Regions from separate parts of the Homo sapiens genome. Here all the other regions are linked to region 1. The links are chromatin contacts, found by Hi-C or POLR2A ChIA-PET in ENCODE. All regions are on one chromosome and are shown on one strand. Each heading gives the region's core, a stretch centred on a gene start or an enhancer-like site at or near the end of the contact. The rest is flanking DNA. Distances are from core to core; before and after follow the strand shown. Region 1 overlaps ATXN1 (ataxin 1). Region 2 overlaps ATXN1 (ataxin 1). Region 3 overlaps ATXN1 (ataxin 1).

Region 1 (3,845 bases), core at 520-3,019:
AAGATTAACAGACTGTCTTGGACAGCCTCCTGCGTGTCCCTTATCATCTAAAGGGTTACTACTAGACTACATCCTTTTCTGCTTTATCTCAGAGGCCCATTAAAGCATGTAACCAGACTGCTCAGATTCATACTATACTAATTTTCTCTTTCCAAAAGAAACCAAACAACAAAATAAAACTCCACCAAGTGACTAAACTAAATTCAAATATCCATACAATTCTATCCACGGCAACAGCGTCAGTTTCTCAGAAATTTCATTGCCAGGCTCCCCCACTTCAATGGACAATAGAAGAAAATGTGCCTCAATGTCGCAAACTTCAGTGCCGCTCAAGGAGCTAATTAAATCTCCTAGGATGCCCTCACCCACACCCTAAGAAATTTGAAGGGTACGCAAAATCCAAACTCAATTCAACACCATTAAAATAAAAGGCCTTTACATATAAAGCTTAATCTTGACTTTCTTTGTCCTTTTCTCCCCACAAAGTAGTAGATTTCCAAATTCCCCAAAGGTCATGAGTTTGGCAATGGAACAATGGCATCCCCAGAGTGACTGCCTTGGGGAGAGAGTTTGCTCCTCTCTTGGCCATGCCGTGGGGGCTGTTGTCTCTCTTGGGAGCTGCAAGCATCATCAAAGTGGATGAGGGCTGGCCACAGCAAGAAGTATGGTCTCTGTCCTATAGTTTTCTAGTGTTAGGGTGATGAGGTCTCTATCTATTCACAAGAAGAAAAAGAGTCATCCTAAACCATTCCCAAACTATGTTAGAAATGAAGAAAGGGGAAGGGAAATAGCACTTGCTGAGCACTTCGTTTAAATGTGCCAGTCATTATGCTGCATATTTTATATTTAATCCTCACACAACCCTACAAAGTAGAAATGATGACTCTATTTAAAGACAAACTGAAACTCAAAAGAACTTCCTCGAAATGATACAGTTAGCACATTATGGATGCAGAATTCAAACCCAGGCCTGTCTAGTTCTTAAATCCGTGTTCTTCCCATATACCATGCTGCCTCTCAAAAGGAAACACTGTTTTTGTTTTTTTTTTAAGGTACAAATATAGTTTGTGCATTTGGAAGAAGATGCGGCTCGGGACCCATTCTTTTTGTTATAGGCTTGTGCTATAAACATCCATCTTACTCTTAGTTTGACCTTTGTGCCGTGGGCTCATGTCTGTAATACAGGAACCCAATCATTTCTGAAAGTCTGTCTAACAGTGATATTGTGTGCAGCAAATGTTTAATGAATGGATGAGTGAATGTGAATCAATGGGTGGGGGAATAAATAAATAAATGAATGAATGAAAGTGAAACTGACGAGCCCATACTGGGACTGAATCGGCAATGTGGGCCTCCTGAAAGCACTGCATGTTAATCACTACTTTTTTGAGCTTTGTGACATGATGTTTGGGTGTCTGGAGAAAAATCCTGTGTGGTGGTGGTCTGGGCTTTTTTACTGACGCAATGGCCCACCTGATATAATTTTGATTTCCATCAGCCACTAAACTTAGCCTGAAGACAAAATTTCCTTTGAAAGGATTCAGCTTAGGGGAACAGATAATAAGGAGGTGGTTATTTGGGGAAACAAGAGTTACTTTACATTCCTATAACATATTTCTAAAAATGAAACATTCTCAAAGCTGGAAAGTAAGGAAAATCAAACATTGCTCTACTTGGGGTTTTGAAAATGGAACATTGATTGTTTGTAAAAGTGATGCTTAATTTGGAGGATAAGAAGCGAACTTCTTTCTATAGCCTCAAGGAGCTAATTAAAATGTGACACGGCAGTGATTATATACTTAGAGGTATCGATAGGTCCTCATTTTTCCACAGCACAGATAATCTCACGCCAGCTCTCACCTATATTAAGTGTTAGACACTTGGTACAGGAACGGATTTCTGCTCTTCCCTATCTCTCACTGTTCAGGGACCTTTGGTCAGTTCCTCAGCATATTGTACCCTAAATGAGGTGATGAGACAGCATCGAGCCAACTGAACTATCAGAGAGTGAGGTCGTAATGCTTATCGGTCACTGTTAAAACCCATCCAACCCATTTTGGTATGATTCTTGCAGTTACTAAGGCCTGGCCTTCATTCTCTCTCCACTCAGAATTCACTTTAAGCTATTATAAGAAAGCTAAAGATAAAACAGCTTCTGCATAATGAAACACTAATCCCCAGAGTGTGACGCCCACGACACAAATGAATGCTAGACAGAAGATAACCAAATGTCTAGACTTATTCAAACCTGCTTCTCATAGTTCAAACTTGTACTCACTGCTTCATCAGCTTATGAACCATAAACTGATTTAAAAACACACATGCAAAACTGAACAACAACAACAAAAAAACGCTAAACCCAGTAGAGCCTCTTCACTCAGGCCTTTTTATTTGAGTTTATCTATCCGAATGCAGTAATGCCTCCTTAAGCAGACACAGCTTACTGAAAATATACACAATTTGTAGCATCTGAAAGAGAATATGGCCTTTGTCCTTCTTTCTACTCAATATGTTGGTGGACTGGAATGTTTCCAATGTAGTCAATTTTTCTGGCTCTTTAAAATTAAATTAATAAAAGTATACAATTTAAGGATCTATAGATTTGTGTTCAGCACAATGGACTAAAAGTTGAGCTACTGGATTCTAGAACAAAATGTCACTTATAATTAGCTGAGTATATATGACATCTCAGGCATTGTACCAAGGGCCCAGAAAATTACCTCATTTCATTTTTATAATTTTCAGAAGCACCCACTTTCCTAGCTAGGATACCTACCAATTGTGTTCTTGGGCAAATTATCTTCTATCTTGGTTTGTACAACAGAAGAAGAAATTATTTTAAAATATATGGAATATAATAAAATAGAAATTTGGCCAATTAATTAATATTAGGCAGTGAAACAATAAGTGGTTTTTTTGTTTGTTTGTTTTTGGTTTTTTTGAGACAGGGTCTCACTCTGTCGCCCAGACTGGAGTGAAATGGTGCGATCTCGGCTCACTGCAACCTCTGCCTCCTGGGTTCAAGAGATTCTCCTGCCTCAGCCTCCCGAGTAGCTGGAACTACGGCACCTGCCACCATGCCCGGCTAATTTTTTGTATTTTTAGGAGAGATGGGGTTTGGCCATGTTGGCCAGGATGGTCTCGAACTCCTGACCTCAGATGCTCCACCCTCCTTGGCCTCCCAAAGTGCTGGGATTACAGGCGTGAGCCACCGCGCCCAGCCCAAGTGGTTATTATTTCAACACAGAAGTCCTTGTTTACCCGAAGCAGCTGGGAAATAGGGCTTCGCATAAAACCAGAGCAGAAGTAGCAGAGAAAGGGACCTGTGAGTGAGTCCTGCCTGGTTCTCGGCTCACACTAGTCCAGCCTTGGGAAAGAGCTGGGACACCACAGGTAACCACCTTAATTTACCCTTTGCCTGTCTGGCGAAGACAAAGTAAACTGAGTGCCACTTTTATTAATGGGAAACCATCTTACTTATAGCAAAAACAAATGCTCAAACCTCATTCATTCTGCGGTTATCTGGATCCTTCATGCTGTAGGTAGGGAACAGAATGGGGCTCTGAGAGCTCCCTCCTCCGCGCCTCTGCTGGGAGCAAAAATAATCTCAAAACAGGAAAAAGAAGGAGGGGAAATTTTTAATCGTTTTTTTCCCTCCCTTCAGAATGAGTGGGGAGAATTATACATGGGCAGCTACATATGAGCCAGTACATATAAGTCAATAATGCAAACAGGATCGTCAGGAAAGTGTTTAATTTATTCACAAGAAGAACTACCAAGCTTTCAAAAAAAAAAAAAAAAAACCCAGGCTTTCTTCATCATCCATTTTGCAGTCAGTGTGCTGA
Region 2 (3,845 bases), core at 376-2,875, 320 kb after region 1:
AATCTCTACTAAAAATACAAAAATTAGTCGGGCATGGTGGTGCACGCCTGTACAGCTACTCAGGAGGCTGGGGCAGGAGAATCACCTGAACCCGGGAGATGGACATTACAGTGACGTGAGATTGTGCCATTGCACCCCAGCCTGGGCAACAGAGTGAGTGAGGCTCCGTCCCAAAATAAATAAATTAATAAATGGAAATGAACAATAACTTGGAATTTCCTTTATAAAATTAGATGTCTGCATATTAAATGAAGTTTGTTACTGCTTGATTACAATTTAAATTCAAGATTATCACTAAAAATCCCTTTATAGGTAGAAGTTAGGGAAAAAGATGTGTGAACGCAAAGCTTTCTGGAGTTAAAGGGTAAAACAGTATGTATATATATATATATATATAAATGTATTTATACATATATAATGTAATATAAAATATTTATGTACAATAATATATTTCTTAATTCTACAAAATACAGAAAGAATATTATAAGAAAATGTCCCACCTTCCTTAGGAACCATGTGTACCAAGACTTTTTAGGAATAGCACCCTGCCTGAAGATTGTATTCTTGCCCACTGTTCTTTCCTAACAAAATTTCCCTTCAAGTTCTCCTTTCGTTGTGAACTTCAGTTATTGCCTTTCCACTGGCTAAACACAACCACACATATCTTTCAAAAGCTAATTGAAGCATAAAGAAGTTAAACATGATTTATTCCAGGTCAAATTTCAAGTCAGTGGAAAAGCCATAAATACAGACCTTCCTCTTGCTGAGTGTTCTGGGTGCCGGGCCATGCTGCAGGGTGAAATTTTGACTTTTGATTGGTGTTTTCAAAATTCCTTTGTGTATTTAAAAGTAGCTCATATTGACAAGATAGAAGGAAGAAGCTTGGACAAATGTCATTAACGTTGCACAATTTCACATTCCTGGACCTATCACAGGTGCCACTGGTTATTAACATATGCATGTAAAACTCCCTGAAAGACACTGTATAACTGGCTCAAATGCCTACAAATGGAAGGAGGTTTAGTAGCCTAAAATATACTCTATTTTTCCCTTTAAGTGCAACTGAATCACAATCCACGAGAAGCAGTTTGTGCAAAAAAAAAATGCTCTGCATGTAAGAGCTACACTAAACTGCACTAGACCCCGTTCTAAGATAAGACCCGTATTAACAGAGCCAGGGAAGAATGAAAAGAAGATTCTGGGAGTGCAAGATGCATTCAGGGGAAAAAAACATCACAAGCACTGAGCTGCAATGAGAAATGAGGGCATCAGAGTCGTCATAAAAAAAAATCACAAGCATGTGCAGATTAGACAGATAACGAGAGAGGCTTTTTTTTTCTTTTCTTTTTTTTTTTTTTTTTTTTTTTTTTTTTAATAAAAACGGAGGTCATTCCTCTTGCTTTCAGGAGCTTGAAAAATAAACCAGAGCGACCAAGGGCTGCAAGGCTTTGACCTTCTGGTGAAGACAGCCTTTAGCAGGAGGAACCTAATCCCAGGAAGTTGTCTGTACTTTGCTTTCTGCTACCACACTAGAAGATTACTTGATCAAACAAATGGGCATTTTTCCCCATGATATCTCTGTATCATGAAAAAGTACATTTGTCATTTAATTTTTATCTAATTGTATTGCCGTTTCCTTCTCCGCCTCTTTCTCCCACCTACCCCCACCCCTCCTACACTGGCATTCTCTGTGGTCAAAGAATCTGTTTCAGTATTAGTGTTCAATATAGCAAATGTCAAGTAAACACTCTACACATTTCCTGTGCTATTTAAAGCACCCTAAGCAATTATTTGCTCTAAAGTATTAAACTGTAAATTTTCTTAGCTGGTGCCAATTCCTATAGTAATAGCTGTCACAGAAAAGTACTTTAGAGTACTCAAACACGGCTTTTAAACCGGCAACACTCATGCTACATTTGCCAAGACTTTTCTAGTTGTCATATTTTTATAGCATGTTTTTGAGACAATGGACTAACTGCAACAAAGTGTCATATGTAGCTCTTTTTTCATATTTGAAGCTTTATAGGCACACTGTAGTCTTTCAACATAATTTTTCTCCAAGCAAAAAGATGAGATAGAACATAAAAATAGGCAGACGCACATGGTCACACTTCAATCTCATCGTTATACTGCTTGGTGTTACAGGCCAGAATCATGACCATTGGAAAATATCACTCCGGCCGGGTGTGGTGGCTCACGCCTGTAATCCCAGCACTTTAGGAGGCCGAGGCAGGTGGATCACTTGAGGTCAGGAGTTTGAGACCAGCCTGGCCAACATGGTGAAACCCCGTCTCTACTGAAAATACAAAAATTAACCAGGCGTGCTAATGGGTGCCTGTAATTCCAGCTACTTTGGAGGCTGAGGCAGGAGAATTGCTTGAACTCAGGAGGCAGAGGTTGCAATAAGCCGAGATGGCACCACTCCACTCAAGTCTGGGTAACAGAGTGAGACTCCATCTCACACACACACAAAAAAAAATCACTCCATTTGATAAAGCTCCAAATCATAATAGCTGATAAAAGAGTCCCCCAACACTAGTTCTATAAAGGGTGCACACTGTATTTACACATACAAATGCATGCAGCACTTGAAAAATATTAAGCAACCAAAACATACATATGTAAATATGTGCAAAGACTAATATACTTCTACATGTATGCCCTTATTAAGTACTTTTATGTTTGACTAGATGTGCTTCTTTTGAAATCTTTTTAGCTTCATTACATGTTTTTGTAATTTCATGGAAGTAAATTAAAAGTAACATAGTTCTAAATCCTAAACAGCTAAGACTGCATTAAATTGCCACCTCCATCTACAGAATTGTATGGCCCTTGAAAAACTTCCATGGATGAGTGCAATTTGCAACCAAAACCAAAAGCCTCTTTACCTATTTTTTAAATGTAGTGAATTATTCAAACATATTTTCCAACCGATGAAAGAATTCTCTTATTCCTGCCATGCCGGGACCCATTCTGAGTTTTACACCCACCATACCAGGTATTACTACTTGCTGAAAGCCTGCATTAAAGCATTAAGGGACAACAACAAGGTTACATTATCTTAACATATTCCACTTAATGGTTTTTGATTGTGTTATGAAGTGCCCTCACATTGGTTCCCAAAAATGTTTGCTATTTTAAGAGCCACACTATTAAGAACCACAAGTCAGCCAGGCACGGCAGCTCATGTCTGTAATCCCAACACTTTGGGAGGCCGAGGCGGGAGGATGGCTTGAGGCCAAGAGTTCGAGACAAGCTTTGGCAACATAGCAAGACCCTGTCTCTACAAAAAAATTTTAAAAATTAGTTGGGTGTGGTGGTGCACAGCGGCAGTCCCAGCTAATCGGGAGGCTGAGGTAGGAGGATCACTTGAGCCCAAGGGTTCAAGGCTGCAGTAAAGCTGTGATCATGCCACTGCACTCCAGTTCGGACAACAGACTGAGAACTGACCTCTTGGAAAAAAAAAAGAAACAGGCCAGGCATGGTGGTTCACACCTATAATCCCGGTACTTTGGGAGGCCGAGGTCGGGAGTTCAAGACCAGCTTGACCAACATGGAGAAACCCCATCTTGACTAAAAATACAAAATTAGCTGGGTGTGGTGGCATATGCCTGTAATCCCAGCTACTTGGGAGGCTGAGGCAGGAGAATCACTTGAATCCGGGAGGGAGAGGTTACAGTGAGCCAAGATCGTGCCATTGCACTCCAGCCTGGGCAACAAGAGCAAAACTCCATCTCAAATGAAAAAGAACCACTGGCTGGGTGGAGTGGCTCATGCCTGTAATCTCAGCACTTTGGGAGGCCAAGGTAGGTGGATTTCTTGTGGTCAGGAGTTCAAAACCAGCC
Region 3 (3,845 bases), core at 444-2,943, 260 kb after region 1:
AGAAGCTCCATGCTAGTTTATTTGTGACTTTCTCAGGGAAGAGAATTAGGTCTGTCCTACTGCAAACTGAAATAGAATAAAGTAGGATAGTATACTAACTCTTGGCAAAAAATTCTCAGCCATTCTTAATGACATCCATACCTCCAGTTCCATGCCCTGTTCAAGCATTTCGTATACCTCTGTTTTCAGTAGGAATGCCACAAACTGGTATGGAGCTTTTATTATTTTATTTTATTTTTTATTTTATTTTATTTTATTTACTTTATTTTATTTTGAGATAGGGGTCTATGTTGCCCAGTCTGGTCTTGAACTCCTGGCCTCAAGCAATCCTCCCACCTTGGCCTCCTGGGTAAGGATCTTTGTAATGAATATTATTATTTGGATGACAGACTGCAGGAAGCCCAGAATCCACCCCATTTTCTTGGCATCATAATTACTCTTTGAGAAATTGTGCTGTACACTTTGTATAAAATGAGAGCATGTAAATCAAGCAATAATAACAACAATCCTCCCATAGTATGTCAAACTCACGAGGCATTTCCTTCTCCTCCAAACCCTCCTTTCTCTCAGACAAACCAAGTAATTGAAGACATGTATTTTCAAGGAACATGGCTAAGAGCAGACTGTTTCTTTACCACATCAAACTTCTGTGCAGAAGTTAAGAAAGGAGAATCACTCTAATGCTTATTCCTAATGACTGTGATAGACTTTCTGCCTTGAATGGTGCATTTCCATTTGTAAGCTCCATTTATAGAATCACACAAGTTTTTGCCTTCCTCTGAAACCTAACACCCTGATCTTACCCTTTTTTGTATACATCACTCTTGGTGGAAATTTTCAACAACCACAAAGGTGGGGGAAAGGGCGTGGCGTACACTGACTCCTTAGTCATGTTTCCTGATGTTGCCATTTTAGTGTATTTTAAGTATTTACTTATGGCAACAATTATAGTTCACAAAGCACTGTTCTCTTTTTCCATCCGGCAGACCCCCTTGGTGTGCTCTACTACAAAAGGCAGTTTTCTGAATCACTGCTATTAATCAGTAAAGAATTGATGTCCCTATTTGGTGAATAGCAAACTGCTCCTATTGCTCTCTGAACTGAACTGAACAATCTTTTTTTTTTTTTTTTTTTTTTACTTTAAGTTCTGGGACAAATGTGCAGAACGTGCAGGTTTGTTACATAAGTATACATGTATCACGGTGGTTTGTTGTACCCTTCAACCCGTCATCTAGGTTTTAAGCCCCAAATGCATTAGGTATTTGTCCAAATGGAACTCAGCAGTCAGCAAAATATATTAAATTTGTCAGTTCTAGAATAACTCTTGTTGCCTACCTCCACATTCACATTGGTGATGTCTACTCCCTGTCCTCACTCCTGAGCACCTGTCACCTCAGACCACACCACTGAAGCTGACCACCCCATGACCCCCAACCAAGAAAGGGTAAGCCAACACAGAGAAGCCAGGGTGGGCGCTCAGAGAGACTCCTGGGTCTGGTCACTTCTGTGGGTCCACTAAGCCTGTTCCTGGTACCCCAATATCACTAAGTGGCCCAACTTAGAAATACTAGAATCAACTCCTCTGCCTTCCCCCTTATTCCACAGGTCAGCAGGGACCAAATCCTATCAATTCTATTTCCTGGTTATGCTACTTGAATCCTTCCCTTTCTGCCTCTCCAGCAAGTCTGGCTCTGCCGTCACTCACCCCTCGTGCCCTCTCACCCAGATGTCTGCCTGCTCTCATGGTTCTCCAATCACCTCTCCAGAATGCCACAAAAGCTGGCTCTAGAAAATACAGATCTGATCCTTGTACTCTCCAAACTGAAAACCATGGTGACTGCAGTATACTCTCCAAACTATCACTAAAGAGGAAGGGGGATGTGAAACATATACAGTACATTACTCTCTGCGATCTTCCTCTGTGCTATCAACAAGCAAGAAAAAAGAGATCTGGAGAAAACAGATGTGGAGGATACATGCAGAGGACCAAGAACCAAGATTTTATTCAGATTTCCTTCCGTTTTTACTTGGCTCATCTATATTTTGGGTCAGTTTTTTAGAACTCAATTTGACTTTTAATCATTAAAAATGATCCTAGAAGCATGTCCTGTGAGGCACTGCCAAGTCGCATTGATGCATTTCATTACTGCTTGAAAGGCCACATATTCAAAACACTACTAGAAGTCAGGCTAAAGAAAATAAAATGATTTTGGATATTTTTAAGCAGTTACTAAAACAGAAACAAATGTTATTTTTAATCTCTGGCTCACTGTAAACTGACAAGATATGAATATGAATTTTACCAAGTAATGTATAATAACTGCTTCTGCTCACCACAACCACATGCCAACAACTCAATTTTATATTTCATTTCGATGTTACATGTGGAACATATAATCTAGATTACAAACCATCCTCATTACAGTCCATTTACTCTAGCTAATTTTTGATAGCATGACATCATTAGCATAAAAAAGCTTAGTGAATAACTATTCTGAAATTTGCTTTTATAAAAGTCCTTGCAAAGTTTTACATTTCTAAACAAGTGAAAACCAATAGCTGAAAAATTGTAAGATGATGCCATAATTGTCCAAATGTTGCTCAGTTCACCAACAGGCTTACTGAGTAGGTTCTTTAGAAAGAAATTCTGCCAGGTAGTTTGTAATAAGAAGTATCTGCTATGGATCATGCCTTTACAAAGTTTACATTCCAGCAGGGAGGAAAGCATGTACACAATTGGCACTTTTCTTTTCTTTCTTTTTTTTTTTTTTTGCAGTAACGTAACAGAATAAGAGAAGTACAAAAGAGCTACAAAGTCTCAAAAGAGGAACCATTTTATGCAGGAGAGGGTATCAGGAAAGATTCTGGTAAGAAAGTGGGCCTCAGGAGCTAGGCAGATGGGAATTTTGAACTCTAAGTGTCTATTTCTGAAGTGAAACTAATCAATGTGTTTCTACAGTTAACATTTATTGAGCAACTACTATGTGTCACAAAGTTCATAAATGTTATCTCTAAGCTTCCAAACAAACATGGAATGACAGCCTGGTTACAAATGATTAAAAAGGGACTCACAGAGTCTATTAACATTCCCAAGAGTCATTAGTTCTTACTGAACATTAGTAAGCCAAAGGCATATTTATATCAACACAAGAGTTAATCACACAGAAAAGATGACAGTCTTAATTCGAACAATCAAGGGTCAAAATCATTATATATTTTGAATACGAATATGGTTGAATATGACAAGGATTTGAATACGTCAAAACACAAATCACATTCCCTGACATGTAACTGAAATGACAAGAATATCAAGAACTTAAGTACATGTTTATTCTAACCTCTAACATCAGTATTATGCAATGATTTCATTTTAAACTAAATGATTAAAATGTACCTTTGTTTTAAAATAGGTATTTGAGTTTCTACAGCAGTGTTTCTCCAAGTGTGAGCCAAGGACCTTTTATGTTAAATGAATCACAGGAGGGTGCTCGTTAAAAGTACAACTCCTGGGCCCCACCCCTGACCTATTTAACATACTTTAAGGCCCAGGAATCTGAATTTTCAACAGGACTAAGTTGTATATTCAAGTCCTAGGGCCTCTGGTCTAGAGTTTCCTCCCCACACCTTTCCCCCCAACACGTTTCCCTCTTGTTTACTCCCTTACTGAAATGTGTCTTTGCCAATTTAAACAATTACTTTTCAACATCCTCCAAATGTTTTCTGTGTCATACTGCATTAAAAGAAAAATTACTTCTAAACACTAAAATTATACCACAGGAAAAAAAAAGGCTTTTTTAAAAACCCATTTTTATAACACTTCTTTTGCTACATCTAGCTCAAGTCAG

The links. Hi-C counts contacts between places; a loop is a spot of excess contacts on that map. ChIA-PET counts read pairs that join two places held with the same protein, here RNA polymerase II (POLR2A). Pooled maps may share reads with other maps.
Region 2: a loop to region 1 is called in a map with no recorded cell type, with 8 times the contacts of the local background. The contact joins two enhancer-like sites. A Hi-C loop is called at or near these places in 6 of 37 single-sample maps with no recorded cell type and 8 of 50 pooled maps. POLR2A ChIA-PET finds 5 or more read pairs at or near these places in 4 of 52 experiments (IMR-90, T-cell, WTC11 and 1 more).
Region 3: a loop to region 1 is called in a pooled map, with 2.4 times the contacts of the local background. The contact joins two enhancer-like sites. A Hi-C loop is called at or near these places in 1 of 168 maps with a recorded cell type or tissue (GM12878), 5 of 37 single-sample maps with no recorded cell type and 8 of 50 pooled maps. POLR2A ChIA-PET finds 5 or more read pairs at or near these places in 6 of 52 experiments (CD8-positive, alpha-beta memory T cell, GM12878, activated B cell and 3 more).

Annotation. Positions count from the first base shown.
Region 1 is chr6:16,412,307-16,416,151 of GRCh38, forward strand. All of the region lies in intron 6 of ATXN1 (ataxin 1), which reads right to left. Among named protein-coding and RNA genes, the nearest start is that of GMPR, 180 kb to the left of the region's middle. RefSeq lists an enhancer at 1,808-1,997. Within about 2 kb of position 1,770, at least 4 of the 41 ENCODE cell types and tissues checked have a DNase peak (open chromatin) inside an H3K27ac peak, as active enhancers do.
Region 2 is chr6:16,730,111-16,733,955 of GRCh38, forward strand. The region is part of intron 2 of ATXN1 (ataxin 1); the gene reads right to left. Among named protein-coding and RNA genes, the nearest start is that of ATXN1-AS1, 29 kb to the right of the region's middle. Within about 2 kb of position 1,626, at least 3 of the 41 ENCODE cell types and tissues checked have a DNase peak (open chromatin) inside an H3K27ac peak, as active enhancers do.
Region 3 is chr6:16,668,553-16,672,397 of GRCh38, forward strand. All of the region lies in intron 2 of ATXN1 (ataxin 1), which reads right to left. Among named protein-coding and RNA genes, the nearest start is that of ATXN1-AS1, 91 kb to the right of the region's middle. RefSeq lists a silencer at 2,144-2,223 and an enhancer at 3,758-3,845. Within about 2 kb of position 1,694, at least 19 of the 41 ENCODE cell types and tissues checked have a DNase peak (open chromatin) inside an H3K27ac peak, as active enhancers do.